Regions from separate parts of the Homo sapiens genome. Here regions 2, 3, 4, 5 and 6 are each linked to region 1. A link is an interaction called in ENCODE POLR2A ChIA-PET data of the cell type or tissue named here. Cell type or tissue: HCT116. All regions are shown on one strand. Region 1 holds the start of TRQ-CTG4-1 (tRNA-Gln (anticodon CTG) 4-1). Region 2 holds the start of MIR6077 (microRNA 6077). Region 3 has its middle 2.9 kb from the start of RNVU1-1. Region 4 has its middle 9.1 kb from the start of RNVU1-1. Region 5 holds the start of RNVU1-27 (RNA, variant U1 small nuclear 27). Region 6 holds the start of RNVU1-7 (RNA, variant U1 small nuclear 7).

Region 1 (5,000 bases):
GAAGTCAAACCTATGCCTCTGCTCCTGAGACCGACTTTGCAAAAATTATAACTGGGACAATTATCACAGCAAAAGAGGTTTGACCTAACTGCTTCCATCTTTTTTCCAGCGTCCAAGCTGTCCTTGTTCATTCCTGGGCACAGGCCAAAATAACTTTGAGAGGAACTTAGTTTATGGTTTAGCTGTGAAACAAAGATGATAACAGCTCTTTCCCAAAACAAACCCCCTTCCTGCCTGGGGACTAGACTGCCTTTGCAGGACTAACAAATTAGTCACAAGATTAGAAATGATGGTTTAGAAGTCATGCAGCCTCCAGCTTATAAGATTCTAAACCTCCCCAAATTGTTCCTGGGGATCACATCAGCATTGTAAAACCTAAGATCAGTGCGTGAGGTATTTTGTAGTCCTGCACTCGATGCATCAGCTAGCACCACCCAGATGGATAAACCAGCTCATCTGATCTTGTGGCCCCCACCCAGGAACTGACCCAGCTCAAGAGCATGCTTTAACTCCCTGTAAGTTCATCTCTGACCTGACCAATCAGAACTCCCAACTCACTGGCCCCCAACCACCAAATTATCCTTAAAAACTCTGGTCCTAGAATGCTCAGGAAGACTGATTTGAGTAATAATAAAACTCTGATCTCCCACACAGCTGGCTCTGGGTAAATAACTTTCTTTATTGCAATTCCCCTGTCTTGATAAATTGGTTCTGTCTAGGCAGCAGGCAACGTGAACCCATTGGGCAGTTATATTCCCACAAAACCCACTACACACTTTATGATTTGATTTATATGAAAGCAAAGGACAGGAAAAACTCGCCTGATAGATTTGGAGTCTGTGGAGTATTGTCAGAGTTTGGGGTTGTATTCTACAGATTAAAAGTAATCAGTTGAGCACCTCAAAATTTCCCCCCAATTTTTTTTTCTCCAAATTTGGACCACCTTGTTTCTCTCTTTGCAGAATATAAAGTGCTAACATGAGGTTAAGTGCTAAGGTCTAGAGAAGGTGGAAGAGATGACAAACTCCAGCACCATGCCTGCGTGTCCAGCGTGCTCTGCTGGGACAGCATATTTGTACATTGCTGTATTTGAAAAAACCCTACAAGATTCATGAAATTGGACCACTGTCCTTATAACACTACTAGTGGTAAAACAAGTAAGGATGGCTGGTTTGCAGTCATCTGAGCAGCATCTCTAGTTTCATAGATATGGTTTCTCTCTGATACTGAACGGCTTCCAATTTCAAGTAGAATGCTACATCAGAAGAATAACGATGGGAAGAGAACCGGTTTCTTGTGTAATCCAACATGTTTTAGTCTGCGCATTACAAACCATTATTTGAAGAAGGGTGGACAGGCTCTGGTAGCATGTTAGTCGGCTGAGTGGCGGAAGATGGGGCGGGAAAGTTGACGGAGACGGGAAAGGCGCTGTCGGTGACATCACGGATAGGGCGACTTCTATGTAGATGAGGCAGCGCAGGGGCCGCTGCTTCTCCACCTGCTGCTTCGCCACGAAGGAGTTCCGTGCTGTGGGAGCGAGTCCAGGACAGCTGGTCGGACCTCAGAGTCCCAGCTGTGTGTCAGGGCTAGGAGGGCTCGGGGACGCGCGGGGCAAGTGACCGTGCGTGTAAAGGTTGAGGCGTATGGAGCTGTGGCGGGGCGGAGGTGTGCAAATCCGTAGTTACCTGGGAGGGAAGATAGTATTGTGAAGATCGTTTTTCCAGAGTGAGGTTTTTTCTATTGTGTGTACTGATTCTTGCGATTTTCCTAAATGTAGGAAATTCCACTGCATAATTTGTGGTAGTGGGGGGGGCTGCGTTAGTGAATTCCGCTGAGATACTGCAGTGCAAAACGTGAGCTCTACGCGAAGGGCTACTCTTAGTTTCTATGGGTTTGTAGCTTTGACGGCATGTTAAGTGTCGTCCTTACTGTCTCAAGCGTGAGAAACAGAAAGTATCGCGTTACGGTCCTCTCCGCCGCTGTCGTGAGCTTATTTAACACAAACTAAGTGGCCGCAGGGCTCTTCCCCAACCTTTCTATGTGGGGCTGCTTTTTGCAGACTTTGCTTCATGGTCTCCAGTCTCTTGGGTTCTCTGTGAAAACCTTCGTGTTTTTTCGTAGCCTCCAGAGTCACCCTTCACACAGCCTCTGCTTCTAACCGCAGCCCCCGCAGTAGTTTGTAGGATTTCTGTGCTAGCAGGGAATGTGTTCTCACCTCCTAGAGCCAGGTAGAAACTCTACGCAGACGGGTGCTGTTCTTTGGGATGAGAGCAGTGTCCCCGTTCCGTTGTAGACACAACACGCTTGCTTTCTGTAGGGGAACGGCTCTCCCCGCGCCCAGGTGCCCTTGCTTATATTAACCAAGGCCCGTAGGTCGGAATCGCAGTCTCACCTGTCGGCAGAATGTGCTGCGATCTACCCCAACTACCCGAACTACCCAGCAATAAAATGGGACACATTACGGAAACATGAGATAAAATGGATCATCTCAAAAACATTATGCCGAGTGATGAAAAGAGTGCATCCTGTGTGGCGCCATCAAGGTGAATTTCTAGAACAGGTAAAACTAACCTGTATAGTGATAGAAAATACATCATTGATTGCTGGGGTAGGGGGAGGGCGGGACTGACTGCAAGGGCACAGGAGGACCTTTTAAAGTAATAAACACGTCATCAAACTTGAAATGGATGCTTTTATATATGCTTTTATATATTTTTAATATATTTTTAAAATGTATAATTATATTTAATATATAATTTTTATATATTTTAAATATATACAATATATATTTTTATTATTTTATAATTTTTTCAGGTATATATATCCTTCTTTATTATTTTTCCTTCTTTTTCCTTTTGTAGGGCCTGTGGGGGGACAGTCTAGCTAAAATATACATTCTTCTCTCTGTAGATATACCACAAGACCATGAGTCAAGTGTTGCCCGAATGTCCGAGGCCCAGGTCGCCCTGAGAAGGGGTGGGGACTTCCTGGGTCGCTGGGTCCCTGGCGGGGGGGGTCCGGGCCTCCGATTGCACGGGGCTAGGAGGCTCGCCCAGGAAGGGGACCCTGCAGGCTCGGTGATCCCAACAGGATGATTCAGCAATTTCCCCGTGGTCCGGGCCACTGTGATAACTCGGTTTCTGGGACCCCGAACACCGAAGAGGGAGACGAAGAGGGTGACATCGCGAGGCTGAGACAGCGGGAGCAGAAGGGACACCGAGACCTGCAGCGCAGAGCTTCTGAACATCAGCGGAATCTCCATTCCATTTAGGAAGTAAAACACGGCCTTACCATGCCAATGAAACACAAAGGTTCCACCGAGACTCGAACTCGGATCGCTGGATTCAGAGTCCAGAGTGCTTACCATTACACCATGGAACCATGCAACATAAAGTTGTTAAAGGTGTCTGAATTAGTTCCCACCCACCCATGTTAAGGCATTTCTTTAGATTCCACAAGCAACACTTAAGGTAGGTGGACCTGCAGGAAGGAGCCATCCTTCTTGCTTTCTCTCTGCCCTCTCCGTTGATCGACTTCTGTCATTTCATTTGCACCCCGGAAAAAGAGGCAAAATCCACTGTGGGTTTAGGGCCAGAGAAGAGCCCTTGAAGCCTCGGTCATAGAGTTTCCTGTGCCGAGGTGAAATTCCTTCCTTCCCTTCCCCTCCCTCCCTCCCTTCCTCCCTCCCTCCCTCCCTCCCTCCCTCCCTCCCTCCCTTCCTTCCTTCCTTCCTTCCTTCCTTCATTCCTTCTTTCCTTTCTCTCTCTCTCTTTCTTTCTTTCATTCAAGCTTCGGTGGCAGAGTTTCCTGTGCCGAGATTAACTTCCCTTCCCTTCCCTCCCCTCCCCTCCCCTCCCTTCCCTTCCCTTCCTCTCTTTTCATTGAGACAGAGTCTCCTTCTGTTGCTCAGACTGGAGTGCAATGCAGTGGCAGTGGGTGATCTCCCCTCACTGCAACCTCCATCTGTCGGGTTCAAGTGATTGTAATCCCCAGTGGCTGGGATTACAAGCATGGGCCACCATGTCCGGCTAATTTTTGTATATTTGGTAGAGATGAGGTTTTGCCATGTTGGCCAGGCTGGTCTCAAACTCTTGACCTCAAGTGATTCGCCCGCCTTGGCCTCCGGAAGTGCTGGGATTACAGGCGTGAGCCACCGCACCCAGCCCGGAGATGAAATATCTGCAAAATTTCTGTTATTTTCTTTATGCTTTCCCTCTTTTCCATTTGCCCAAGGAGGCCAGATGATTGTCAAAACAGGACGTGGGACTTCCTGGGCACCTTGCCCCCTTCCTCCCTGTAGTATATAACAGAAGACAGCAATCAAGTGAGATTGGGAAGCAGGGAATCCTTTATTTTTTTATTCATATACTTCTATGTTTGTTTGGTTGGTTGGTTTTAACAAAATTTTCTCACCAGAAATGGAGATTTGTTGGATTTAAAATAAAAGCAATCAGCCATGTTTTACATTTCTGTAAAACACTCAAACCAGGCCATACTCTCCTATTTTGACTCAAAATCAGCCATATACTGTCCAGGTCAGGAGGCAGGCCCCTGACATTTAAGCACAGTGTGTTTTCTCAGAATTGGCCAAGTTGATGCCATTCCAGTTTCTCAATATATCATGACCCATTAATTTCAGTCTTTAAAAGTAAACACGTATTGTTACTGAAAGCCCAGGAATTCGGTCTAGGCCCTGCTGCTCAGCTCACAGAAAGCCAATCATTAAGACATTGAGTATTGCTGAGGAAGAAGGCTTTAATTGGGTGTTGCAGCTGAGGAGATGGGAGATCAGTCTTAAATCAATCTCCCTGATCAACTAAAGTGAGGGGTTTATGTAGCAGGGAAGAACTGTAACTGTGGGTGGGAAAAGAGGAACTAGGGAAGGGTGAGGAAGCACTCATGATGAGTGAGGGGTCTGGCATCTCATTGTCTGGAGGCTGTCATCTGCTGAGTTTCAGGTCTATGACGCTTTTTGAGAGGCCTGAGAGGCCTTTGCTGAG
Region 2 (5,000 bases), 120 kb after region 1:
GTAACAGGGATGCCACTCTTGCAGATATTGACAACTATTGGGCCCATAAAATTTTTACCAAACATTGGAAAGACAAGATATGAACAACTTATCATTGCTGCAGTCTCAAATATCAGGAAATACCATTATTCTCAGGACAATAAATAGACAATAAAAAAAGTCTCACAGAGCAGATTAGCTGTCATGTATTACCAAACAGGGATTGGATCCTTGTCAACACCACCCAACAGAAATTGTCCATACAAATTCACTTCATAACATCAAAACCAAAAGCCCACACTGATGGCAAAAAATAATGACACAATAATGAGAGAGAGAGAGAGAGAGAGACCTGTCCTATAGCCATACTTAGTGTGTAAAAGCCAAAGAGCTCAATTTCTGCTCATGATACTTAATAAAACAGACGGAACATGAGCCAATAATTCAGTGGGTTCAGATCTGCACCAAGTGCCTGTTGGATGCAGGATTCTACTGTCTCCAATAATATGTCTCAGATGGCCTAGTTTTTTTTTGTTGTTTTGTTTTGTTTTGTTTTGAGACAGAGTCTCGCTCTGTCGCTCAGGCTGAGGTGCAATGGCATGATCTCAGCTCACTGCAACCTCTGCCTCCTGGGTTCAAGCGATTTTCCTGCCTCAGCCTCCCCAGTAGTTAGGATTACAGACACACACCACCACATCCAGCTTTTTTTGCTTTTTTTGCTTTTTTTTTTTTTTTTTTTTTTTTTGTATTTTTAGTAGAGACGGAGTTTCGTCATGTTGGTCAGGCTGGTCTCGAACTCCTGACCTCAGTTGATCAGAAGTAGGTGAGGTCAGAAAACATACCCTGGGAAATGCTGGCACAATGCCCAGAACCGCCATCTCTAGGCCTGGGGTTTTCTTTTGTAGTGGAATACTAGTATTCATGCAATGCAGGGACAAGACCAATTAGATACTTCTGGGAGTTAAAAAGAGATGAATTTACAGTGCCATTTGAGAAGGGGTATTAAGGAATTTGCCAGGGTACTGACGCGTGTCAGGTGCAAACTGCAGGTTGAAAGAGAGCTAAGTATTTTCTGTCCATGAAGGTGATAAGGGAGGGCCTGAAGAAAGACGGACCGGGAAGGACACTGGCGCCAGAAGTAGGAAAGGGCTGCTTGGGGGTGGGAAGGATGGGTCGGGGTGCTATCTAAAAAGTTGCCTGGCAATGGATGTAGGATATGGAAGCGAGACATCAAACAAGAAGTTGTCATTTAAATAAAGTCTGAAGAAAGACTAGATATGTAAACAGCAGGAGATAATAGGGAAACTGGACCCCGCTGCTCATAAAACTTCCTGCCTTATATTTCAGGGAGGATCGCAGCGCATTTCAGCCAAGACAAGTAAGACTGCGGTTCTGACCTGCGGGCCTCCACGAATTGCATTAGGGCACCTGGGCTCCGGGAAAGCCATTCCCCTACACAAAGTAAGCGTGTTATGTCTGCAAATGAACGGGGACACTAAGAGCCCCAAAGGCCCTGCTTTCATCCCAAAGAACAGCGCCTGTCTGCGTAGTTTGTACCTGGCTCTATGAGGTGAGAACACATTCCCCGCTAGCACAGAAATCCTACAAACTCCTGAGGGGGCTGCGGTTAGAAGCAGGGGCTGTGTAAAAGGTGACTCTGGGGGCTAGAGAAAACCACGAAGATTTTCACAGAGCGTGAGAACCCAAGACACTGGAGACCATGGACCAATCTCTGCAAAAAGCAGCCCTGCGTAGAAAGGGAAGAGCTGTACGGCCTTCGCGCTAGTTTGTTTGTGTTAAGGCTGACGCTCCCTATTTCTCCTCAGTGGGAGAAGCGACATCTTAATTCCTATTTCCCAGCCTTCCACTGTAAGAATAACACGTCCAAGACACAAATCAATGAAAGAAAAAAGTAGCCCTTAGAGTACAGCGTATTCTTGAAACTACAAAAAATCAGGGGAAAGCGCGAACGCAGTACCACTACCACAAATTATGCAATCGAGTTTCCCACATTTGGGGAAATCGCAGGGGTCAACACATCTGGAGTGCAATGGATAAGCCTCGCCCTGGGAAAACCACCTTCGTGATCATGTTATCTCCCCTGCCAAGTAAATATGAGCTCCTGCACCTCCGCCCCGTACGCCTCACCCTTTACACGCACGGTCGCTTGCCCCGCGCACCCCCCAGCCCTCCTAGCCCTGACACACAGCTGGGACTCTCCGGCCGGACCAGCGGTCCTGAGCCCGCTCCCAAGGCTCGGGAACTCCTTCGAGGCGAAGCAGCAGGTGGGGAAGCAGCAGCTCCTGCGCTGCCTCATCTACATAGAAGTCGCCCTATCCGTGATGTCACCGACAGTGCCTTTCCCAGGCCCCATCTGCCTTTCTGCCAGTCAGCCGACCAACCCGCTGCCTGAACCAGCAAGAGGAAGTGACGTCTGCCTCTCCCTTTTTCCCTCCCGCCCCGGCATCTGTTTTCGCCCAAAGAAGCTGGTCCTTAGCCTATCTTGTGAAGCAAACTTTCGGTGGCCAGATGGAGCCTGGGTACTCTTCTTCACATAATGACTTTTATTTCGCAGACTAGAACGTTTAGGACTACAAAAGAAACCGGTTTTCTTCACATACTTATCCTTGTAATGTAGCATTCCGCTTGAAATTGGAAGCCGTTCAATGTCACAGAGAAACCATATTTATGAAAGTAAAGAGGCTTCTCAGATGACTGCAAACCAGCCTTCCTTACTGATTTTATCACTGGTAATGTTATAAAAACAGTTGTCAAGTTTAATGAATCTTGTAGTTTTTTTTATTTTTATTTTTATTTTTTTCCAAATTCAGTATTGTGGAAAAATATGCTGCCACAGAAGAAATGATTGGACACTCTCAAATGTGGTGTTGCACTTTGTCATCTTTTGCACAGCCATCTCCAGACCTTATTGCTTACCTCGTGTTAGTTTTTTATATTCTGCAAAGACAAAACCAAAATAATCCAAATTTGACAAAAATACCTGGGATACATCTTATTTGTGATGCTTAACAAATGTCTGGATCATCTTTTCTTATATGGGATTATAATGCAGGAAACACTGTGAAGTAAGCAAAGTTGGAATTCCCAAGTCAAAGACCATTTGAATATTTACAAGTAGATTTGAGACAGGAATAATACAGGGTGGTCACAGGATAACAAATTCTAGGCAGCAGATTTACATGACTTGAGGCTATGGGCTGATAAGATGCTGAAAAACCAGGGTGTGGACCAAGCTGGCTAAGACTGACTGGACCCAATGTGGTGCTGGATTTGACGTAGGTTTTACCTAGGCCCTCATTATACGCTTATTAACATACTAAATCACACACCCACCAGTGCCATGACAGTTCTGAGACCAATATTTGATGTAAAAATGGATGGCACCACAGTTCTGAGAAATCTCCACCTTTACCCAGGAATTTTCATCAATATTCCACTCCTTGGTTAAAGAAACCCATTGAGATGAAACCCCAGAACCCATTGTTCTCTCTCAGGTATGCCCAAACTCCCCTTTCTTGAGTGTGTACTTTCTGCTTTGCAATAAATCTCTTCTTTCACTATTTGCTAACTCATCCTTGACCTCATTCTTGAGATGGTGTCAAGAGCCTGGACACCACAGCTGGGGTCGAGATCCTACCAGTGTCCGGGGACCTCCCCCAGCCCACCAGTATCAGATTCTATTCCATTGCTCAAATCACAAAACATCAAATGGAGAATTCTTCTTTGGAGACCACAAAGTAAAGATTCTGTGGCATGGTGGCCAGTTAGGCCACTGGAAGACATGGCAAAATATTGAAAATGAGGGATTAGGTGACAGCGTAGTAACTGCTGAATGTGAAATACTTGATCCAGACCCCATTCCCTGTAGACTGACTGGGAGACACATTGTCCAGGTAGTAGTGGAGAAATACTTTCTGGGTATCTGACCAGCCTTTGTGGAAAGAACTGGCACCATCCTGCAGATGTAACCACCTGATGGGTTCTTCCTGCCCACTGTACACACAAAATCAATTCACGGAGACCATGGCATTGCAGTAAAGAGTTTAACTGACACAGGCTAGCCATGACATGTAGGGGACAGAGTTATTACTCAAATCAATCTCACTGAAGGCTTGGAGGTAAGGGTTTTTTCAAAGACAGTTTGGTGGGGAGGGGGCTAGGGCTTGGGCGGTGCTGATTGTTGGGGATGAAATCACAGGGGTGTGGAAAATGGCCCTCCTGCATTGAGTCAGCTTCTGGGTGGGAGCTAAGGGACTGATTGATTTTCGGGCCAAATGGTGCCATCCAGTAGTCAGAAATGCAAAAGCCTGAAAAGACATCTCAAGAGGCCAATCTTAGGTTCTACAATAGTGATGTTCTTCACAGCAGTAACTGGGGAAGCTGCAAATCTTGTGACCTCTGGAATAATGGCTGGTGATTATTTAATGAGGCATACATCTTAGTAGAATTCAGGTCCCTTTCATCCTCCTAACTTGGTGGCCTTTCATTAGTTTTACAGGGGTAATTTAGCTTTGGGGAAGGTTATCATTTTAACCAAACTTTTTGGCTGTCCCCAGTGTTTTTGGCACCAGGGACTGGCTTCATGGAAGACAGTTTTTCCATGGAAGGGGGTGGTGGATAGTTTCCGGATGAAACCGTTCCACTTCAGGTCATCAGGCATTAGTTAGAGTCTCATAAGGAGTGCACAATCTGGATCCCTCACACGCATAGTTCCCAATAGGGTTCAAGCTAATATGAGCATCTAATGCTGATGCTGATCTGACAAGAGGCAGAGCTCAGGTGGTAATGCTCGAAAGCCTGCAGCTCACCTCCTGCCGTTTGGCTGGGTTCCTAACAGGCCATGGACCAATACCTGTCTTGTGGCCCTGGGGGTTTGGGACCCCTGATTTGAACTATAAACTCAATTTTTCCCAAAAATAGCTTGGGAGAAATTGTGCAGGAATGAGCAAAGACAGCTAGCCTGTGAGGCTAGAACCAAAATGGAGTCAGCCATGTCAGAT
Region 3 (5,000 bases), 95 kb after region 1:
CCTTGCACCTGGTCACATCTGCTCTTTGTGCAGTGTTGCAGGCATAATACAAGAGCTAACATGCAAATAAGTAACATATGAACACTCATCAACTGTGCCTGACATGCCAAGTGCCACATGTCAGGCACAGACAATGAGTGTGCATAATTACTTATTTAGTCTTTACCACAGGCCAAGGTCACACCATCATCTTTATCTTCCATATGAGACAACTGAGATGCAGAGATGTTAAGTTACCTGCCCAGGGTCACTCTGGTCAGATTTCTTTCACTGTCATACTTTTTCTATGTCAAGTTTTTCTCACTGTCATAATTTTTTCCAGGGCACTTTCATTAGGAGCAATATAAACACAGTGGTTCTGAGAATGTCTTCTGGAGCTAGGCTGCCTTCACTTCAAATTCTTGCTTTCACATCCTCCTTCCCTGGCTAAGTGACCCTGAGCACTGCATCTTGCTTCCAACCTCCAAGCTTCCCTTGTCCATTCCTGGACATAAGCCAGGCTAAATATGAGAGGAGTTTAGTTCCAAGTCTAAGTGTGAAACAAAGATGATAGCCCTTTCCCGAGACAAACCTCTTCCTTTCTTGGGGATCAGACCTCCTTAGCAAAGTTAACAAATTAGGCACGAGATTGGAAATTATGGCTCAGGAGCTATGAAGCCAGAAGCCACAAGATTCCTAAGCTCCCCAATTGTGCCTATAGATAACATCATTAGTGTCAAACCTAAGATTGGTGTTCAAGGTATTTTTCAGACCCTGCCTTATGATGGACTAGCTGGCACACCCAGACCGGTAAACTGGCTCATCTGGTCCTGTGGCCCCCACTCAGGGACTGACTCAGTGCAGGAAGACAAGCTCTGACTCCCTGTGATTTTTATCCCCAACCCAACCAATCAGCTTTCCCCATTCCCTAGCCCCTTGCCTGCCAAACTATCCTAAAAAAAAAAAAAAAAAAAAGTGTCCTCTGAATTTGGGGGGAGACAGATTTGAGTAATAATAAACCTCTGTCCTGGTCACTTAGCTGTCTCTGCATTTATTAGATTCTTTCTCTATTGCAGGAAGCCTGCTTTTCTCAGCTCCATTGGCTTTTCTGGGCAACCAGCAAGATAAACTCACCAGTTACATTAATAAAAGAGAAACACAAATAGTACATATGCTTGAAAAGAAGTGTAAGTCTGTATATTTCTTTTGAAGAAACAGGAAAGGAGGAGGAATAATATGACAGGCAACACACTGTCCTAAATATTTTCATGATTCTCCTGCCTCCCCATATCCTTCTTATCCCAACAACTGCTCCCTAGAAACCTCCAACTTAAACACAATCCTGCCAGAACTAGGTTTGTCCTTCTCTTGCATTTTCCTCTCACTTGCCCCACACCCCTTCCAAATCTGTTCTTTCACTTCCAGGTCATTGAGTTTTTCCATTTAAAAATATGAAAGATACAGAAAGAAGAAGATAACCAGTCATCCATATTCCCACCACCTGGAATTAAGTACTGTTCACATATGTACATATTTTTCTTCCAAATCATTTTAAAGTTACTCTCATTTTTTTTAAATTATACATGCTTAGCATAAACCATAACACTAATACAGAAAAAGTACAGATATGTAAAATTTCTGATCACCATAAGTTCAAAATAACTTTTGTTAACATTAGGGCAACACTGATTGAATCATGTTCTTCTGGTATATCTACAGAGAGAAGAATGTATATTTTAGCTAGACTGTCCCCCCAACGCCCCTGCAAAAGAAAAAACAGAACAATAAATATATATATATATATATGAGCTATATATTATATATATACATATATATAGGAGCTATTATATAGATACATATATAGGAGCTATCTATTATATATATACATATATATAGGAGCTAAATATTATATATATACATATACATATATATATATACATATATATATGTATATATATATATATGCTTTTCTAATATTGAGCTTAGACTCTATTTTTATTTTACAAATATTCCATTTGGGTCCGGCGCGGTGGCTCACGCATGTAATCCCAGCACTTCGGGAAGCCAAGGCGGGTGGATCACGAGGTCAGGAGATCGAGACCATCCTGGGTAACACAGTGAAACCTCATCTCTACTAAAAATACAAAAAATTAGCCGGGCGCGGTGGCGTGCGCCTGTTGTTCCAGCTACTCAGAAGGCTGAGGCGAGAGAATGGCGTGAACCCGGGAGGCGGAGCTTGCAGTAAGCCGAGATGGCGCCGCTGCACTCCAGCCTGGGCAACAGAGCGAGACTCCGTCTCAAAAAAAAAAAAAAAAAAAAAAACAAAAGCAAAAACGAAAAAACAAAAAACAAAAACGAAAAAACAAAAAACAAAAAACAAAAAACAAATATTCCATTTAATGGTGCATGAATTTAACTGAAGACAAAGAGACAGAAACAGAAACGAAGGAATTCCTGAACTCTCAATCACATTTAGAGAGACGCTTTTCTAAAGGAATCCTCTAAAGCTAAACATAAGTTAAATTAAGTAGAATGCATTATGATTTGCAGTGTTTGTTTGTTTGTTTTTGAGATGGAGTTCTTGTTTTGTTTTGTTTTGTTTTTCTCTGTTGCCCAGGCTGGAGTGCAGTGGCTCGATCTCAGCTCACTGCAACCTCCGCCTCCCAGGTTCAAGCAATTCTCCTGCCTCAGCCTCCCAAGTAGCTGGGATTACAGGCGTGTGCCACCATACCCAGCTAATTTTTGTATTTTTAGTAGAGATGGGGTTTCACTATGTTGGCCAGGATGGACTCGATCTCTTGACCTTGTGATCTGCCTGCCTCAGCCTTCCAAAGTGCTAGGATTACAGGCATGAAGCACTGTGCCCGGCCTTTTTCTTTTTCTTTTGTTTTCTTTTTCTTTTTCTTTTTTTTTTTTTTTTAGAGCAGCATCACTTGCTCTGTCACCCAGGCTGGAGTGTAGTGGCGCGATCTCCACATGCTACAACCTCCACTCCCAGGTTCAAGAGATTCTCCTGCCTCAGCCTCCTGAGTAGCTGGGATTACAGGCGTCTACATCACACCCAGCTAATTTTTTTTGTATTTTTAGTAGAGATGGGGTTTCTCCATGTTGGCCAGGCTGGTTTCAAACTCCTGACCTCAGGTGATCCGCCTGCCTCAGCCTCCCAAAGTGCAAGGATTACAGGCGTGAGCCACCACGTCTGGCCTGCAGTGGTTTTCTTACTACTTTTTACAATCAAATTGATTAAGGCATTGGTTGAATATGGTACAATACATCCATTTCAAGTTTGATGACATGTCTACTACTCCAGAAGGTCCTCTTGTGCCCTTTGCAGTCAGTCCCCTCGACTCCCTGACCCCAGCAATTAATGATGTATTTTCTGCCACTATACAGGTTAGTTTCACCTGTTCCAGAAATTCACCTTGATGGCACCACACAGAATGCACTCTTTTGAGATTCACCCATGTTATCTCATGTTTCCATAATTTGTCCCATCTTACTGAGGGTGGTATTCCATTGGATGAATATATCACAAAAGGTCCATTAACCTCTTGATACATATGAACTGTTTCCAGTTTGGGGACTATTGTAAACAAAGCTGCTAAGAACAAGTTCTTTTTGTTAATATTTGTTTTGTAAATTCCGTTTGTCATTCTTTAGTATTAACTTATTTTGTAAAAGGACGTAATCTTCATAAGTGCAAAATTCATTCAAATTTTACAGAGGCCTGAAGCAGAAGCCTACACAATTTCCTTTGTTATATTTCATAATTAAGGGGGAAAAAACTTTATCTGGGATGTTGTTTCCTATCAGCAAATCCTTAATGTAAGCCATACAGGATGCTAGCTGTACTATTAGACTATCTTCTGTAATCTGTGCAATAACTCTAAGAAGTACTTCGTCTTATTATTTTCCTGTAACACTTTCCAACTTGAAGCCTAGCAAATTGAAGGACCTGGCCCCAGGTCAAACAGAAGGCAAGCGGCAGCGCCAGTACTGGAAGAAGGCCTTCCCAAAGGCAGACAGAAGCTCACGTCTTTGTCAGAACCTCGGTATTTCTGATGCGCCTGGAAGCCAATATCCAAGCCGTTCTCAGCCACTGGATTGGTGGGCTGCTTTGCTCAGAAACTCCTCGATCAGGAATCCCAAGCATACGTTAGTGATGACGGTCCCAAAACAAGGGACATTTCTTAACCATTCTAAAAACCCGTTTGCTCATTAGTAACGCAATGAAAGTTGCTTTCGTCTTGGTTCATATATTTTATATTTGAGCAAGGCAATGTCCGCTGCTGGGGTTAGAAGTAAATGGCTCGTCTTCATCAAACTAGATCAGTCCGTAGGACGTATGGCTTCCACTCGCAGTGTCCTGAACACTGGCTGGGCTTCCTGTGCGTTCTAGCCGGTTTTCTTTGGAGCCGCGGGTTTCTGCACCGCACCCTAGTCGGGATGGCAGAGGCTTCTCGGAACACGCGGATCTATGAGTGCAGTCCCCGGGGTAGCCACCAGGGAACGCCATAGGCTTTCCCGCTGTGTTCCTCCTTGCCTTTTCCGTTTGGGCCAGGTAGTTTCTATTGACCAGGACATTACAGATCAGAAGTGGGTGGGGTCAGAAAACACACCCTGGGAGAGGCTGGCAAAATGCCCAGAACCGCCATCACTAGGACTGGGGTTTTCTTCTGTAGTGGAATTCTCGTGTTCATGTAGTGCAGGGAGGATCGCAGCGCATTTCCGCCAAGACAAGTGAGACTGCGGTTCTGACCTGCGGGCCTCGATGAATTGCGTTAGGACACCTGGGCGCTGGCAGAGCCGTTCTCCTACACAAAGCAAGCGTGTTATGTCTACAACCGAACGGGGACACTAAGAGCCCCAAAGGCCCTGCTTTCATCCCAAAGAAGAGTGCCTGTCTGCGTAGTTTCCACCTGGCTCTATGAGGTGAGAACTGATTCCTCGCTAGCACAGAAATCCTGAAACAGAGGCTGTGTAAAAGGTGACAGGGGCCTAGGGGAAAACACGAAGATTTT
Region 4 (5,000 bases), 89 kb after region 1:
AATTTTGTGAGAGAATTAAATGTCAGAAAAAGAACTTAGATTTCAGTGCAAAGTGGTCTATTTAAAAAGAAAGAGAAGGAAGGAAGGAAAAGGAGGGAAAGAGGGAGGGAGGGAACTTAGATGAAGACTAGAATATCTGGGAATGGGCTTAAACCATCAATCGTTTCCATTAATGACCACATGCTAACTAATTATAGCACAGAGATACCATACTGTAACATCAAGTACAGTTAGCATGGGGGTAAGAAAGTGTTCCCCAACCTCTCCGTTCTCCTCTGAAGACACATTTTCTTCTGAAGAACAGAGATATTGAATCTTGCCTTTGGGTAAGTTTGGGCATCCACATGAATGAGCTGGGGCACCCAACACCAGATTACACCAGGCCACGACCTTCCCTGCTGCCCCTTGCCTGCTTCAGAGGCTGCCCCGCTGCAGGTGGGGGCCTCAGCCCCAGGTCTGATGTTGTCCATTTGCTTTCTCACTGGGCTTCTTTCCTTGCACTGACTTCCACTCCCCAGGACTCAGTGAGTGGCCACATGGGAAAGACACAAACTGGCCATGCCCCTTTCTCTCTGACACCTCTTGATGCCTGCAGAGGTGAGCTCCAGACCCACTCCATGAGTAGTGACTTGAGACTTGCTCACAATGATGTCCCTGTCCAAGAGCAGGGACTGGCACTTAATAGCCACACATGAAAGCTCAGTGAAAGAAGGCATCCACCACAAGGTCCTGGAGGAAAAAGAATTCCACTATGGTCCATAACGTTTTAGTCCCAAAAGATCCCAGATTAGGAGATGTGAAAGGCTTTTGAAAGTGGCCATTCTTTTAAAGCATTATGCTGGCAGCTGCACTATGTTTCCCCATCCTGGACATGTCTGGAGGGCACTGTCTACAGCCATACCCACCTCCCCACCCAGGACAGTGCAGCAGCTTTAATTTGGGGGATGCCAGTGGGCAAGGAAGGGGTGAACCATGAAAGCTGAACAGGAGAAAGCAGGTGGAAGAGGGGCAACAGGGTGGAAATAGAGAAAATAAAGGTGGGTAGAGAATGGGGGGACTCAGGGGGAGAGAGAGAGAGAGGGAGAGAGAGATCTAGCCACTAAGGAAGGAAAAAGTCCAGAAGAGAACACTTGTCTGCTTCAGTAAAATAATTTACACCTAACCAGGTGCAAGGGCACTGCAGGTCGTGGGTGGCATGCCCTGGTCATGCTGTGATGTTTAGGGGCCATGACATCTACCCTTTGAATCCAAATCATCAAATAGAGAGGGAACTCTGTCCCTATCTAGCTGGCAATGCCTTGCGATTTTACCTTTTAGATCTGGCAGCTCTCCACATCTGCTCACTTTGTGGGAGGCAGCTCTTGACGCACCAAATCAGGATGATTCAAAAATCAGAGCCTTGGAGACTTCACTGGAAGGCTTGGACAGTGGGAGGTGGTGGCATCCGGAGGGTGGAGTCCAAGAGGTAGCAGCGCTGAGGCTCCACACACCCTCAGGAGGATGGTAAGGGGCAATCTCTTGGTGAGCACCTAACTTCCCCAGGAACCTCTGCCTAGGTGGAAATGGGCCCCACGCCTAGCTTTTCTCTGGACAGGCCCTAGCCAGGGATCCAGGGTACCAGTTGAGTCCTAGGCAATGCAAATGCCTGTGTGCTGACCTTGTGGTGACTGGAAGGAAGCACCATGATCCTTCCACTTGGAACTGGACTTGCAAAGACGATGGCTCCTACTGCTTTCAATTTCCTTGGACTTTCGCAATCAGATTTAGCCTTTTGGAATGTGAACATGACTCTTCTGGGTCACCCCAGGTATGGGGTGGCCTTGGATCTGCTGGTCCTCCCCAGGCCTCAAGGACTGGCTGATATTCATCATCTCGGTTGGTGTCACCGCACTCACAATCCCCAGCAAAGATCCCCCAAAGTGTCCTGACTAGAAACATATTCCTCAACTTCCTCTCAGCTCGTGGTAGCCATTCTTCTGTTAGTGTAGGCTGCGTGTGGGAGGCTGGTGGTGGGTAGGGTGGGAGCCTAGAGAAGGAAGAGGAACGGTAGCCAAAAAGGAGCAGAGAAGGAGGAGGAGGCAGGAAGTATAGAAAGCTGGAGGGAGCTGGGGAAAATGGGTGTGGGGGTAGTGTGAGGAAGACAGGGAGCAGGAGAGAGAGGGGACTGGAAACAGAAGGAGAGGAGGAGGAGAAAGAGGAGGAGAAGAAGGCAGAATAAGAAGAGCAGAAATTCCAGCATATCCCAAATCTTGTTCCAGAAATGGTTATCAGTGCCCCATGGATAAAGGGAAAAGGAAATTTGCAAAGAAAAAGAAAGAAACCCCAGCGGGTAGAGGGTCTCGGCAGAATGTTTATTTCAGAGCAGGAAACTCTGGCAACCCAGGCAGAACTGTTGGCTTTAGTGGAGGCCTAAATATAGCTCTTCTCTGTTCCTAATCCTGAAAGGTGCTTAATCTCATTCTCTGAGATAGAAACCTAAAGAGAAGGGCAGAGAGAGGTAAGTCTGGGGCGACTCCTCCTATTGTAGATTAAAGGTACTCAAGTCCTGTGTGACAAAGAGAAAAAAATACCTGAAAAGGAAATTCTGGTGACTATGGAGGCTGAGAATTCACTTGTCAAATGCTCATAACTGAGAGTATTCTCAACAGCTGGTTCCATGGGTTAATGGTGAGCACCCTGGACTCTGAATCAAGCGATCCGAGTTCAAATCTCGGTGGTACCTTGGTGTCTGCTGGCCTTTTACTCTGGAGCCAGAAGCCACTTTGGGAAGCAAACTCCACCCTCAAAGACAGAGTGAAAGGGATGTGGTTTACATTTGCCCTTCGTACCAAGTCCTGGGTTAAAGAAGAGAAAGGAAGGTTTGGGTCCCGGGGAAGGAAGCTCTGCTGCTGCAAATCCCCTAGTCCCTCCTGCTCCGGCCTCGCAATGCGTCCCCTGCAATGTCCCTCCTCCTCTCCCGTGTCCCTCCTGCTCCGGCCTCGCAATGCGTCCCCTACGATGTCCCTCCTCCTCTCCCTTTTCCTCCTCAGTGGTCTGGGTCCCAGAAACCGGCTTCTTGCAGTGGCCTGCTCCACAGGGAAATTGCCCAAACATCCCATCGGAGTCACCAATCCTGGTCCCAGTCCTGGGCGAGCCTCCCGGCCCCCTGCAATCGGAGGCCCGGACCCCGCAGCCAGCGTCCCAGCAACCGAACAAGTCCCCATCCCCTCTCAGGGCGACCCTGGGCCTCGGGGTGATAGGTTTCCTACACTAAAAGGGCTGCGGCCCCTCAGTGCTAGACCCCGAGATTCCTTTCACTCGGGAAATCTCGTAATCGCATCCATTGTCTTTTTGGTAAGTAAACGGTGACGTGAGAAATTTTGATGGGGTTAGCTCAGTCATTGGTGATTATGTCTCAGTTTAGGGTAGATGGTTTGAGACCTAACTTAGAAGTAACACTGTTTTATTCGGATGGCCCATCCTCTTCCGAATGTTAATTTACTCTGTTCTTCATATTCAGATTTCCATGCCTAATTTCTAGCTCCTACGTCTCTATTGCGGGACCTAAAAGTCGCTGTTTCACTAAGCTTTGGAACCCGACTCCAGGAAATCTCATTCTTTCGTCCCAAAATTTCAACCGTAAAGAGAAATCCGCGCGGCGGCCTCTTCAAGCGCCCGGGCCGGGAGCGCGGGTTCTGACCTTCGGTCGCCGGGCCGGTCTCCCGCAGCACCACGGGTAAGAGGAGCCTGAGCAGCTCGGAGGGATGAGTGCGGGACGGTGGGGGCTCCCCCTCTTCCTGCCAGTACCTTGCCCCAAGGAGAAGATGCCTTAGGACGCGACAGATGAAAAATCTTTTCTTCTGCTTGGCGGAACACTTTGGATGCGGCTTATGGTGGGTCTTGAGAGCAAGCTAAGATGTCCCGCCAGACGCTCAGGACCATCGCTCTGATTTTCATATTTTGCAAATATGAAAATTTTCAGCGGTTACGAAGGACTGAAAAACACCGCAGTCTTTGAGGGGCTCAGTTTGGAGGGCGTGCGGAGGTGTGGGGTGGGAGACGGGAGAGAGGTGCCTTGTTGGCTCCTTGGAGTGGACTGATAGGAAGGAAAACACACAAATTCCATTTCCCCTTGCAGGCTGGACTGCAGGGCCTAGGATGGAAAACTGGGCAGTCAAAGAGCAACAATATGTAGAGGTTGACTGCATGCATTGAAAATTGTTATCCCTCACACCTGTAATCCCGCATTTTGGGAGGCCGAGGCAGTCGGATCACGAGGTCGGGAGATGATCATCTTGGCCAACATGGTGAAACCCCGTCTCTACTAAAATACAAAAATTAGCCGGGCGTCTTGGCGCGTGCCTGTAATCCCAGCTACTCGGGAGGCTGAGACAAGGCAATCGTTTGAACCTGGGAGGCGGAGGTTGCAGTGAGCTGAAGCTGAGATGGCGCCACTGCACTCCAGCCTGGCGACAGAACAAGACTCCGTCGCAAAAAAAAAAAGAAAAGAAAAGAAAGAAGGAAAAAAGGAAGGAAGGAAGAAGGAAGGAAGGAAGAAAACAAAATTGTTATCCCTAGAAAAAAGTGTAGGGGGGACCAGAACACTGCTGTTGTTGCTGTTCACCACCAGCTTTAGAGCATATGTAACTGGTAACTGTACAGTGCATCAAAAATCCTTCCTGTTTACAACCAATTATCACAACTAGCTACAGATTTCTTTGTTCCTTCTCCACTCCCACTGCTTCACTTGACTAAACTTAAAGGAAAAAAAATTGTTTTTACATATGATATTGTTTAAATTGATCCTCAGCCCGTCCTCCTCAAGTAGCTGGGACCACAGGTGTACAACACGGTGCCTAGCTAATTTTGTAGAGACAGGGGTTTTGCCATGTTGGCCAGGCTGGTCTCGAACTCCTGGACTCAAGTGATCTGCCTGCCTGGGCCTCCCAAATTGCTGGGATTACGTGCTGGCCTCCATGCCCAGCCATCATTTGTATTTTGAATTTAAATATTTTATAGTC
Region 5 (5,000 bases), 260 kb after region 1:
TGCTATAACAAAATACCACAGAGTGAGTAACTTATAAACAACAAAAATTTATTGCTCACAGTTATGGAGGATGGTCAGTCCAAGATCAAGTTGCCAGCAGGTTCAGTGTCTAGTGAAGGCCCATTCCTCTGTCATCCAGGCTGAAGTGCAGTGTTGCAAGCTTGGGTCACTGCAACCTTCACCTCCCAGGCTCAAGTAATCCTCCCACCTCAGCCTCCTGAGTAGCTGGGACCACAGGTGCTCACCACCATGCCTGGCTAATTTTTTTTTTTTTTTTTTTTTTTTTTTTTTTTTTTTTTGTAGAGATGGGGTTTCACCATGTTTCCCAGGCTGGTCTCAAACTCCTGGACTCAGGCAATCTGCCAGCCTCCTGAGGGAGTGCTGGGATTACAGGCATGAGCCACTGTGCCCACCCCCAAAATTCTACTCATATATATGCATAATTACATAGTTACCAGCCGTTATTTTCTGATACTTTGATTGGCAATTGGTTGAAAGAGTTTATCTAAAGACCTGGAATCCATAGAAGGCAGTCTCTGTGTTAAGGGGTTGTTCTTATTATGCAGATGAAGCCTCCAGGTAGCAGGCTTCAGAGAGAATTGATTGTAAATGTTTCTTATCAGACTTAAAAAGGTGCCTAGATTAGGGAAAAGGCCTGGAAAGGGATTCCCTGTAGCATGTAGACTTTCCCCACAAGAGACAACTTTGTAGGGACATTTCAAAATATGATAAAAAATGTATTTTAGGGTAAAATATTTGTATTTCTTTCAGGGCCTGCTATCTGTCATGTAATGCTACACTAGAGTCAGCCTGGAGTTTGGTGTCTTATTGCTACAAAAAGTCTTGAGATCGCTGTTGTAATGTCAGTTGGGCCTGGTCGGATGTGCTGGTCAGTTGTGCCTGAATTCCAAAGGAAGGAGGGTATAATGAGGCATATCTGACCCCTACTTCCCATCATGGTCTGAACCAGTTTTTCAGGTTAACTTTGGAATGACCCTGGCTGAGAGGAGGGGTGCATTCAAATAGTTGAGGGGCTTGGAATTTTATTTGTGGTTTACACTATAGAAAGTATTTTTCCAGTATTACCTGGACAATGTGTCTCCCTGTCAGTATCCAGGGAATGGCACCTGGATCAAGCATTTAGTGTTCAGTTGCTACACTCTCACCTAATCCCTCATTTTCAATATTTTGCCATGTTTTCCAGTGACCCAACTGGCCACCATGTCACAGACTTTATGGTCTCCAAGGGAGACCCCTCCATTTCATGTTTTGTGATTTGAGCAACAGACTGGAATCTACTTGAAATTTGCAAATGGTCTTTGACTTGGGCTTTCCAATTTTGCTCTACTTCACAGTGTTTTCTGGGTTATATACAAGGGAGATGATCCAGTCATTTGTTAAGCACCTCAAATAAGACATACCCTAGATTTTTTTTGTTTGTTTTGTCAAATTGGGATTATTTTTGTGTCTTTGGAGAATATAAAATACTAATATGAGGTAAGCACTAAGGTTCTGAGATGGCCGTGGAAGAGATGACAAACTCCATCACCATGCCTGAGAGTGTCCAATCGTCTCTGCGGGGGCCACATCATTTTGTATTACACTGTATTTGAAATAACAACAACAACAAAAAACCCTTCAAGATTCATAAAATTGGACAACTGTCTTTGTAACACTTCTAGTGGTAAAACCAGTAAGGATGGCTAGTTTGCAACCCATCTGAGCAGCCTCTCTGGTTTCATAGATATGTTTTCTCTCTGACATTGAACGGCTTTCAACTTGAAGCGGAATGCTACATCACAAAGATAAACAGGTTTGAAAGGAACCGGTTTTCCTTGTAATCCTAAACGTTCAAGTCTGCGCATTAAAAGACATTATCTGAAGAAGGGTGCACAAGCTTCCTGTTGGCCGCCAGAAGGGTTCTCTGCAGGACACAGATCAAGTACCACAGTCTTAGGGGGAGACCAGACGCGGGGTCTCTGCGAACCTCCCCAAAGGACAATGGCAGGAGGAAAAGGAGAAAGAGACAGACGTCACTTCCTCCGCCAGCTCCGGCAGCGGGTTGATGGGCTGAGTCGGCGGAGGGTAGGGCGGAAGAGCAGACGGGGACTGGGAAAGGCGCTGTCGGTGACATCACGGATAGGGCGATTTCTATGTAGATGAGGCAGCGCAGGGGCTGCTGCTTCGCCACTAAGGAGTTCCCGTGCCGTGGGAGTGGGTTCAGGACCGCTGGTCGGACCTGAGAGTCCCAGCTGTGTGTCAGGGCTAGGAGGGCTGTGGGTGGTGGGGGGGGGGGGTGGGGGGGGGGGGGCGTGCGCGGGGCAAGTGACCGTGCGTGTAAAGGGTGAAGCGTGTGAGGCTGTGGCGGGGCGGAGAGTGCAAGAGTTCATACTTACCTGGCAGGGGAGATACCATGATCATGAAGGCGCTTTTCTCATGGTCGCGGCTTATCCATTGCGTTCCAGATGTGCTGACCTCTGCGATTTCCCCAAATGTGGGAAACTCGACTGCATAATTTGTGATAGTGGGGGGCTGCGTTCGTGCTTTCCCCTGGCGCTTTTGTGGTGCGAATAGTAGATGAGCCGTAAGTGTTTTTGTAATTCAGGGTGCGGGCTCGTGTTTTGTGGCTGTGTTCTGTCCGGTCAGTTGTTTCCGTTCGCAACGGTTAGTTTTCCTTTGTGAGGCCATGTTTAGGGACAGGTTAGAATTATCCACTTACTCTCTCGGGAGGCGAATTTCAGTCTCTGTTGGTTGGGGTATTCTCCCAGGTTAGCTGCCGCGGTACTTGCTAGGTGGAGCTCAGGGATCAAGGGTCGGGAGCTTTCTGGTTTGTTCAGTGCTCCCAGGGCTTCTAACATCTCTTAAAAACTCTGGTGTTTTCTGTCATCCTCGGAGTTACCTCTTAGCCTCTGTTTTTTTTGTTGTTTTTTTTCCCCCCCTCCCTAAGACAAGTCTCGCTGTACCGTCCAGGCTGGAGAAGTGGCGCGATCTTCCCATCTCAGGCTCCCGAGTAGGACAACCGCACGCCACCACACCCGGCTAGTTTTTTCTCTTTTTTTTTCTTTTCTTTTCTTTCTCTTTCCTTTCTTTTTCTTTTTTCGTAGCGGTTTCACCATTCTGCTCAGGCTGGGCTCCAACTCCTGGGCTCAAGTGGTCCGCCCAGCCTTCTGAAGTGCTGGGATTACAGGTGCGATCCATCTTGCCCTGGCAGCTCCTGCTTTTCACCACAGCATTCACGGGAGTTTGTAGGATTTCTGTGCTGGGGAAACGTGTACTCAGTTAATAGAGCCAGGTGGAAGTTGTACTCAGAACTGGTGGTTTTCTTTGGAATGAAAACCGTGCATGTTGGGGGCTCTTAGTGTCCCCGTTCGGTTGTAGACATAACACCCTTGCTTTGTGTAGGGGGAGGGCTTTGCCCGTGCCCTGGTGCCCCGGCGCAGGGCATCGAGGCCTGCAGATCAGAACCGCAGTCTAACCTATGTCTTGGCGGAATACCCTGCTAATTCTCCCTGGAATGTAAGATGGGAGGTCTTGCGAGGAGGTTTCTACAAGTAAGAAAACAAATTTCCATTCGGTTTTTATTGACAAAATTGAAAATTATAATAACTGAGTCCAGCCTCTCAGATGACAAATGTCTTTTGCACTGAGAGCTGGGAACCGCCGCTTGCCTCAGCTCCTGCGTGCAGGTGCAGCCCTCGCTTCCCTCCACACTTTCTCCAGCGGGTGTCAGTTCCTCCACAAGAGGCAGACAGCGTTCTGCAGAACCACAGCGCTCAAGGCCTTCGAGAGCCAAAAATCTCGGAGCGAGCTGCCCTGTCCTGGCTGTACCTCACGACTGACCTAGAAATGGCCTTTGCTGGGAGCAAAGGGTAGGGGGGAGATGGTCGTCGGAGCTGGGGCCTGTGCACTGGACCAGGTTGACCCACGGGAGGGGAGGTACCCAGAATTAGAAGGGGGCCAAGCACTGAGACCTCACCATCCTCAATCTCCAAAAGGACTCAGAGAGATGCAGAGACTGAGACAGGCTTCCTTTTTCAAGGAAAGAGAAAACTACTGAGGAAGGCCCCAGGGGCTCTGAACCAAAATCCAGACTTTTTTTTCCACCTGCAGCTTTTTGTTTTTATTTTTGCTTGAGAAGGTGTCTCGGTCTGTTGCCCGGGCTGGAGGGCAGTGGCGCAATTTCGGCTCATTAAAACCTCCATCTCCCGGGTTCAAGCAATTCTCCTGCCTCGGCCTCCCTAGTAGCTGGGACTACAGGTGCCCGCCATGACGCCCGGCTAATTTTTGTATTTTTATTAGAGACGAGGTTTCACCATGTTGGTCAGGCTGGTCTCAAACTCCTGATCTCAAGTCATCCACCCACCTCAGCCTCCCAGAGTGCTGGGATTACAGGTGTGAGCTACCGCGCCCAGCCCGCACCTGCAGCTTAATCCCATTTCGCTGGTGCAACTTCATCCTTCCGTATGCTCAGGCCAATAAACAGTACTGTAGGCTGGTCGTTCTTTGACCCCCATACATCCTATTGGTCGGAAAATTATGTTTTCTCTTTGGTTAACTGCAGACTTTGATATGCACACTCTTTCTTGGTCTGAAACCCACCCAATAGTCCCATACGTAGATTTTTGGATAAACATAGAAATGGACCCTTCTGATCTGAAAGTTTGAAACTCGATATTTGTTTTATTTGAGTTCCTTCCTTCAGGCCTCTCAAAAAAGATATCAAAGAACTGAAAGTCACCCAGACAATGAGATGCCGGACCCCTCATTCATCCTGATTGCTTCCTTGCCCCTCCCTAGTTCCTGTTTTCTTTCTTTTCTTTTCTTTTTTTTTTTCTTTTTGCGACAGAGTCTCCCTCTGCCTCCCAGGCTGGAGTGCAGTGGCGCTATCTTGGCTCACTGCAAGCTCCGCCTCCCGGGTTCACGCCATTCTCCTGCCTCAGCCTCCCGAGTAGCTGGGACTACAGGCGCCGGCCACCACGCCCGGCTAATTTCTTTTCGTA
Region 6 (5,000 bases), 230 kb before region 1:
TATTGGTGTCAAACCTAAGATTGGTGTTCAAGGTATTTTTCAGACCCTGCCTTATGATGGACTAGCTGGCACACCCAGACCGGTAAACTGGCTCATCTGGTCCTGTGGCCCCCACTCAGGGACTGACTCAGTGCAGTAAACAAGCTCTGACACTGTGATTTCATCCCCAACCCAACCAATCAGCTTTGCACATTCCCTAGCCCCTTGCCTGCCAAACTATCCAAAAAAAAAAAGAAAAAGAAAAAAGAAAAAAAAAACCCTAGTCTTTGAATTTTGGGGGAGGCAGATTTGAGTAATAATAAACCCCTGTCCTGGTCCCTCAGCTGCCTCTGCATTTATTAAATTCTTTCTCTATTTTAGAAAGCCTGCTGTTCTCAGCTCCATTGGCTTACCTGGGCAATGGGCAAGATAAACCTACCAGGCAGTTACATTAATAAAAGAGAAACACAAATGGTAAGCATGCTTGAAAAGAAATATAAGTCTGTGTATTTCTTTGGAAGAAACACAAAAGGAGGAGGAATGATAAGACAGGCAATAAATACACTGTCCTAAATATTTTCATGATTCTCCTGCCTCCTTCGTATCCTTCTTATCCCAACAACTTCTCCCCAGAAACCTTCAACTTAAACATGGTCCTGCCAGAACTGGGTTTGTCCTTCCCTTTACATTTTCCTCTCACCTACCCTACACCCCTTCCATATCTAATCTGTTCTTTAACTTCCAGGTCATTGAGAATTTTCCATTTAAAAATATAAAAAATTCATAAAGCGGAAGATAACCAGTCATCCATATTCACACCTCCTGGAATTAACTACTATTAACATACCTACATATTTTTCTTCCAAATCATTGTTAAACTATACATGCTAAGCATAGACCATACTAACAGTAGAGAAGATGTAAACATATGTAAAATTTTTGAAAACCTTACGTTCAAAAATAACTTCTCATAACATTTGGGCAACCCTGGAGTTACAGTCTTGTGGTACATCTACAGGGAGAAGAATGTATATTTTAGCTAGACTGTCCCTATCCCTAAAAGAAAAAGGAAGAAAAAATAATAAAGAAGGATATATATACTTGAAAAAATAATAAAATAATAAAGACGCATATATGTATGCTTTTATAAAATTTAGCTGAGACTCTATTTTTATTTTACAAACATTCCATTTAATAGTGCATGAACTTAACTGCAGACAAAGAGACAGAAACAGAAACGAAGGAATTCCTCAACTCCCGATTACAGTTAGAGAGATATTTTTCTAAAGGAATCTTCTAAGGATAAACGTACACTAAATTAAGTAGAAGACATTAAGATTTGGAGTGGTTTTCTTATTCCCTTTTACAATCAGGTTGATTAAGGTGTGAGTTGACTTTGGTACAATGCATCCATTTCAAGTTTGATGACGTGTCTATTACTCTAAAAGGTCCTCTTGTGCCCTTTGCAGTCAGTTCCGCCCTCCCCCTGAGGCCAGCAGTCAATGATGTAGTTTCTGTCACTATACAGGTTAGTTTTAACTGTTGTAGAAATTCACCTTGATGGCGCCACACAGGGTGCACTCTTTTCATCACTCGGCATAATGTTTTTGAGATGATCCACGCTATTTCATGTTTCCGTAATGTGTCCTATTTTATTGCTGGGTAGTTCGGGTAGTTGGGGTAGATCGCAGCACATTCTGGCGACAGGTGAGACTGCGGTTCTGACCTGCAGGCCTCGGTGAACATGAGCAAGGGCACCTGGGCGCCGGGAGAGACCTCCCTTCCCCTACAGAAAGCAAGCGTGTTATGTTAACAACCGAACGGGGACCCTGCTTTCATCCCAAAGAACAGCACCCGACTGCGTAGTTTCTTCCCTGGCTCTAGGAGGTGAGAACACATTCCCCGCTAGCACAGACATCCTACAAACTCCTGCGGAGGCTGCGGTTAGAAGCAGAGGCTGTGTGAAGGGTGACTCTGGGGGCTATGAAAAAACACGAAGGTTTTCACAGAGCATGAGAACCCAAAAGACTGGAGACTATGAAGCGATCTGCAAAAAGCAGCCCCAAGTAGAAAGGGAAGAGAAGAGCCCTGCGGCCACTTAGTGTTAAAAGAGCTCACGGCGGCGGAGAGGATAACACGTTACTTTCTGTTTCCCATCATTGCGACTGTAAGGAGAACACTTAACATGCCACCCAAGCCACAAAACTGCAGTTTTAAGAATAACCCTTATAGGGGAGTCTATTTTTTCATTACAAAAATTCAGGGGAAAGCGCGGACGCAGTCCCCCACTACCACAAATTATGCAGTCGAGTTTCCCACATTTGGGGAAATCGCAGGGGTCAGCACATCCGGAGTGCAATGGATAAGCCTCGCCCTGGGAAAACCACCTTCGTGATCATGGTATCTCCCCTGCCAGGTAAGTATGACTTCACACACTTCTGCCCTGTCACAGCTCCATATACCTCACCCTTTACACACATGGTCACTTGCCCCGCGCACCCCCGAGCCTTCCTAGCCCTGACACACAGCTGGGACCCTCAGGTCCGACCAGCGGTCCTGAACCCGCTCCCACGGCACGGGAGCTCCTTCGTGGTGAAACAGCCAGTGGCGAAGCAGCAGCCCCTGCGCTGCCTCATCTACATAGAAGTCGCCCTATCCGTGATGTCACCGACAGCGCCTTCCTCGTCCCGGTCTGCTTTTCTGCCCCACCCTCCGCCACTCAGCCGACCAACATGGTGCCAGAGCCTGCGGGGGCAGTGATGTCTGCCTCTGCCTCCTTTCCCTCTCTTCCCCGCCCATGGTCTTCCCCAAAGAAGCGGGTGTTTCTGTTGTAGTTTTTTGTTTGTTTTTTGTTTTGCGCCGTCTCGCTCTGTCGCCCAGGCTGGAGTGCAGTCGCATGATCTCGGCTCCCTGCAACCTCCGCCTCTCGGGTTGAAGCGATTCTCCTGCCTCAGGCTTCCGCATAGCTGGGATTACAGGCACACGCCACCAAGCCCGGCTAATTTTTGTGTTTTTAGTAGAGACGGGGTTTCACCATGTTGGCCAGGCTGATCCCGAACTCCTGACCTCAGGTAATCCGCCGACCTCGGCCTCCCAAAGTGCTGAGATTACAGGCGTGAGCCATCACGACTGCCCAGAAGCCGGTTCTTAGCCTGTGTTGCCGAGGACCTCTTTGGCAGAAATCTGGAGCCTGTCCACCCTTCTTCAAATAATGGCTTGTAATGCGCAGACTAAAACATGGAGGATTACACAAGAAACTGGTTCACTTCACATCATTATCCTTGTGATGTAGCATTCTACTTGAAATTGGAAGCCGTTCGATATCAGAGAAACCATATCTATGAAACTAGAGAGGCTGCTCAGATGACTGCAAACCAGCCATCCTTACTTGTTTTACCACTAGTAGTGTTATAAGGACGGTGGTCCAATTTCAGGAATCTTGTAGGGTTCTTTCAAATACAGCAATGTACAAATATGCTGCCCCAGCAGAGCACACTGGACACTCGGGCATGATGCTGGAGTTTGTCATCTCTTCCACGGCCTTCTCCAGACCTTAGCACTTACCTCATGTTAACACTTTATGTTCTGCAAAGACAGAAACAAAGTGGTCCAAATTTAGAAAAAATATATATATATTTGGGGGAAACTTTATTTGAGGTGCTTAACAGATTACTTTTAATCTGTAGAATACAACACCAAACTCTGACAATACTCCACAGACTCCAAATCTATCAGGCAAGTTTTTCCTGTCCTTTGCTTTCATATAAACTGAATCATAAAGTGTATAGTGGGTTTTGGGGGAATATAACTGCCCAATGGGTTCATGTTGCCTGCTGCCTAGACAGAACCAATTTATCAAGACAGGGGAATTGCAATAAAGAAAGTTATTTACCCAGAGCCAGCTGTGTGAGAGACCAGTTTTATTATTACCCAAATCAGTCTTCCTGAGTATTCTGGGACCCGAATTTTTAAGGATAATTTGGTGGCTGGGGGCCAGTGAGTTGGGAGTTCTGATTGGTCAGGTCGGAGATGAACTCAAAGGGAGCTAAAGCATCCTCTTGAGCTGGGTCAGTTCGTGGGTGGGGGCCACAAGATCAGATGAGCTGGTTTATCCATCTGGGTGGTGCCAGCTGATGCATCAAGTGCAGGGCTACAAAATACCTCACGCACTGATCTTAGGTTTTACAATAGTGATGTGATCCCCAGGCACAATTCAGGGAGGTTTAGAATCTCATAAGTTGGAGGCTGCATGATCCTAAACCATCATTTCTAATCTTGTGGCTAATTTGTTAGTCCTGCAAAGGCAGTCTACTCCCCAGGCAGGAAGGGGATTTGTTTTGGGAAAGGGCTGTTATCATCTTTGTTTCACAGCTAAACCATAAACTAAGTTCCTCTCAAAGTTATTTTGGCCTGTGCCCAGGAATGAACAAGGACAGCTTGGATGCTGGAAGCAAGACGGAAGCAGTTAGGTCAGATCTCTTTCGCTGTGATAATTCTCCCAGTTATAATTTTTGCAAAGTCGGTCTCAGGAGCAGAGGCATAGGTTTGACTTCTTTCACTCAGTCTTACATCTATGAATTTTTCATGTTATTCATGTGGTTATTTGTTTCTGTGTGTATTCCTTTGTATGAATATAGGCCAATTTATTTATTTATTCTACTGTTGCTGAACATGTTGACCTAAAAGAAAGAGGCTGAAGCACAAAATAGAATCTAGAGTTTACTTGAGCCAACATGAAGACAGCTGCCTGGAAGACTCACACCAAAAGAACCTTGGATCTGAGCTCCCTTTGGCCTTTGTCACAAGCAGGTTTTTAAAGGTCAAAAGGGGGGATGCACAATGGGCTGACAGAAAGGTGCCTGTCAGGAATTCTCATTGGTTTTCAGAAATAGCATTGATGAGAGCTTGGCTATCCCTTGTTATAGGGTGTGGGATACAGTGTTTGGTGTGGCATTATTAGATTAATTTACAGCTACCTGGGGTGATAGCAAGCAGTTGCAACAGATGAATACATAGCTCAA

What was found. Peaks named below come from ENCODE experiments on the same cell type or tissue, not always from the same donor. Only the 100,000 strongest peaks of a DNase experiment are listed, where the experiment ranks them.
Region 2: POLR2A ChIA-PET joins it to region 1 with 22 read pairs; 13 of 35 experiments call an interaction of 5 or more read pairs at or near these places.
Region 3: POLR2A ChIA-PET joins it to region 1 with 14 read pairs; 10 of 35 experiments call an interaction of 5 or more read pairs at or near these places.
Region 4: POLR2A ChIA-PET joins it to region 1 with 10 read pairs; 10 of 35 experiments call an interaction of 5 or more read pairs at or near these places.
Region 5: POLR2A ChIA-PET joins it to region 1 with 37 read pairs; 6 of 35 experiments call an interaction of 5 or more read pairs at or near these places.
Region 6: POLR2A ChIA-PET joins it to region 1 with 47 read pairs; 11 of 35 experiments call an interaction of 5 or more read pairs at or near these places.

What each region holds. Positions count from the first base shown.
Region 1 is chr1:148,261,799-148,266,798 of GRCh38, forward strand. It overlaps TRQ-CTG4-1 (tRNA-Gln (anticodon CTG) 4-1), which reads right to left and starts at 3,381; the gene lies at 3,310-3,381. It also overlaps the pseudogene RNVU1-22. RefSeq lists enhancers at 1,694-2,353, 2,916-3,211, 3,016-3,675 and silencers at 2,973-3,158, 3,326-3,405. In HCT116, no CTCF peak of the experiment used is centred here; DNase peaks (open chromatin) are centred at 1,443, 1,903 and 3,223; H3K4me3 peaks cover 2,463 bases; H3K27ac peaks cover 2,924 bases.
Region 2 is chr1:148,386,557-148,391,556 of GRCh38, forward strand. It overlaps MIR6077 (microRNA 6077), which reads left to right and starts at 1,726; the gene lies at 1,726-1,807. It also overlaps the pseudogene RNVU1-2. RefSeq lists an enhancer at 1,029-1,868. In HCT116, no CTCF peak of the experiment used is centred here; DNase peaks (open chromatin) are centred at 1,915 and 2,385; H3K4me3 peaks cover 1,681 bases; H3K27ac peaks cover 1,765 bases.
Region 3 is chr1:148,357,094-148,362,093 of GRCh38, forward strand. It overlaps LOC124904396. Among named protein-coding and RNA genes, the nearest start is that of RNVU1-1, 2.9 kb to the right of the region's middle. In HCT116, CTCF peaks have their summits at 4,443 and 4,648; a DNase peak (open chromatin) is centred at 4,578; H3K4me3 peaks cover 782 bases; H3K27ac peaks cover 801 bases.
Region 4 is chr1:148,350,911-148,355,910 of GRCh38, forward strand. It overlaps the pseudogene TRQ-CTG9-1. Among named protein-coding and RNA genes, the nearest start is that of RNVU1-1, 9.1 kb to the right of the region's middle. RefSeq lists enhancers at 2,615-3,425, 3,426-4,235 and a silencer at 2,747-2,846. In HCT116, no CTCF peak of the experiment used is centred here; a DNase peak (open chromatin) is centred at 2,791.
Region 5 is chr1:148,520,213-148,525,212 of GRCh38, forward strand. It overlaps RNVU1-27 (RNA, variant U1 small nuclear 27), which reads left to right and starts at 2,389; the gene lies at 2,389-2,553. RefSeq lists an enhancer at 1,945-2,004 and a silencer at 2,305-2,624. In HCT116, no CTCF peak of the experiment used is centred here; DNase peaks (open chromatin) are centred at 2,051 and 2,489; H3K4me3 peaks cover 812 bases; H3K27ac peaks cover 532 bases.
Region 6 is chr1:148,036,514-148,041,513 of GRCh38, forward strand. RNVU1-7 (RNA, variant U1 small nuclear 7) reads right to left here and starts at 2,403; the gene lies at 2,240-2,403. RefSeq lists enhancers at 1,744-2,279, 2,017-2,126, 2,280-2,816, 2,843-3,384 and a silencer at 2,217-2,456. In HCT116, no CTCF peak of the experiment used is centred here; a DNase peak (open chromatin) is centred at 2,158; H3K4me3 peaks cover 419 bases; H3K27ac peaks cover 231 bases.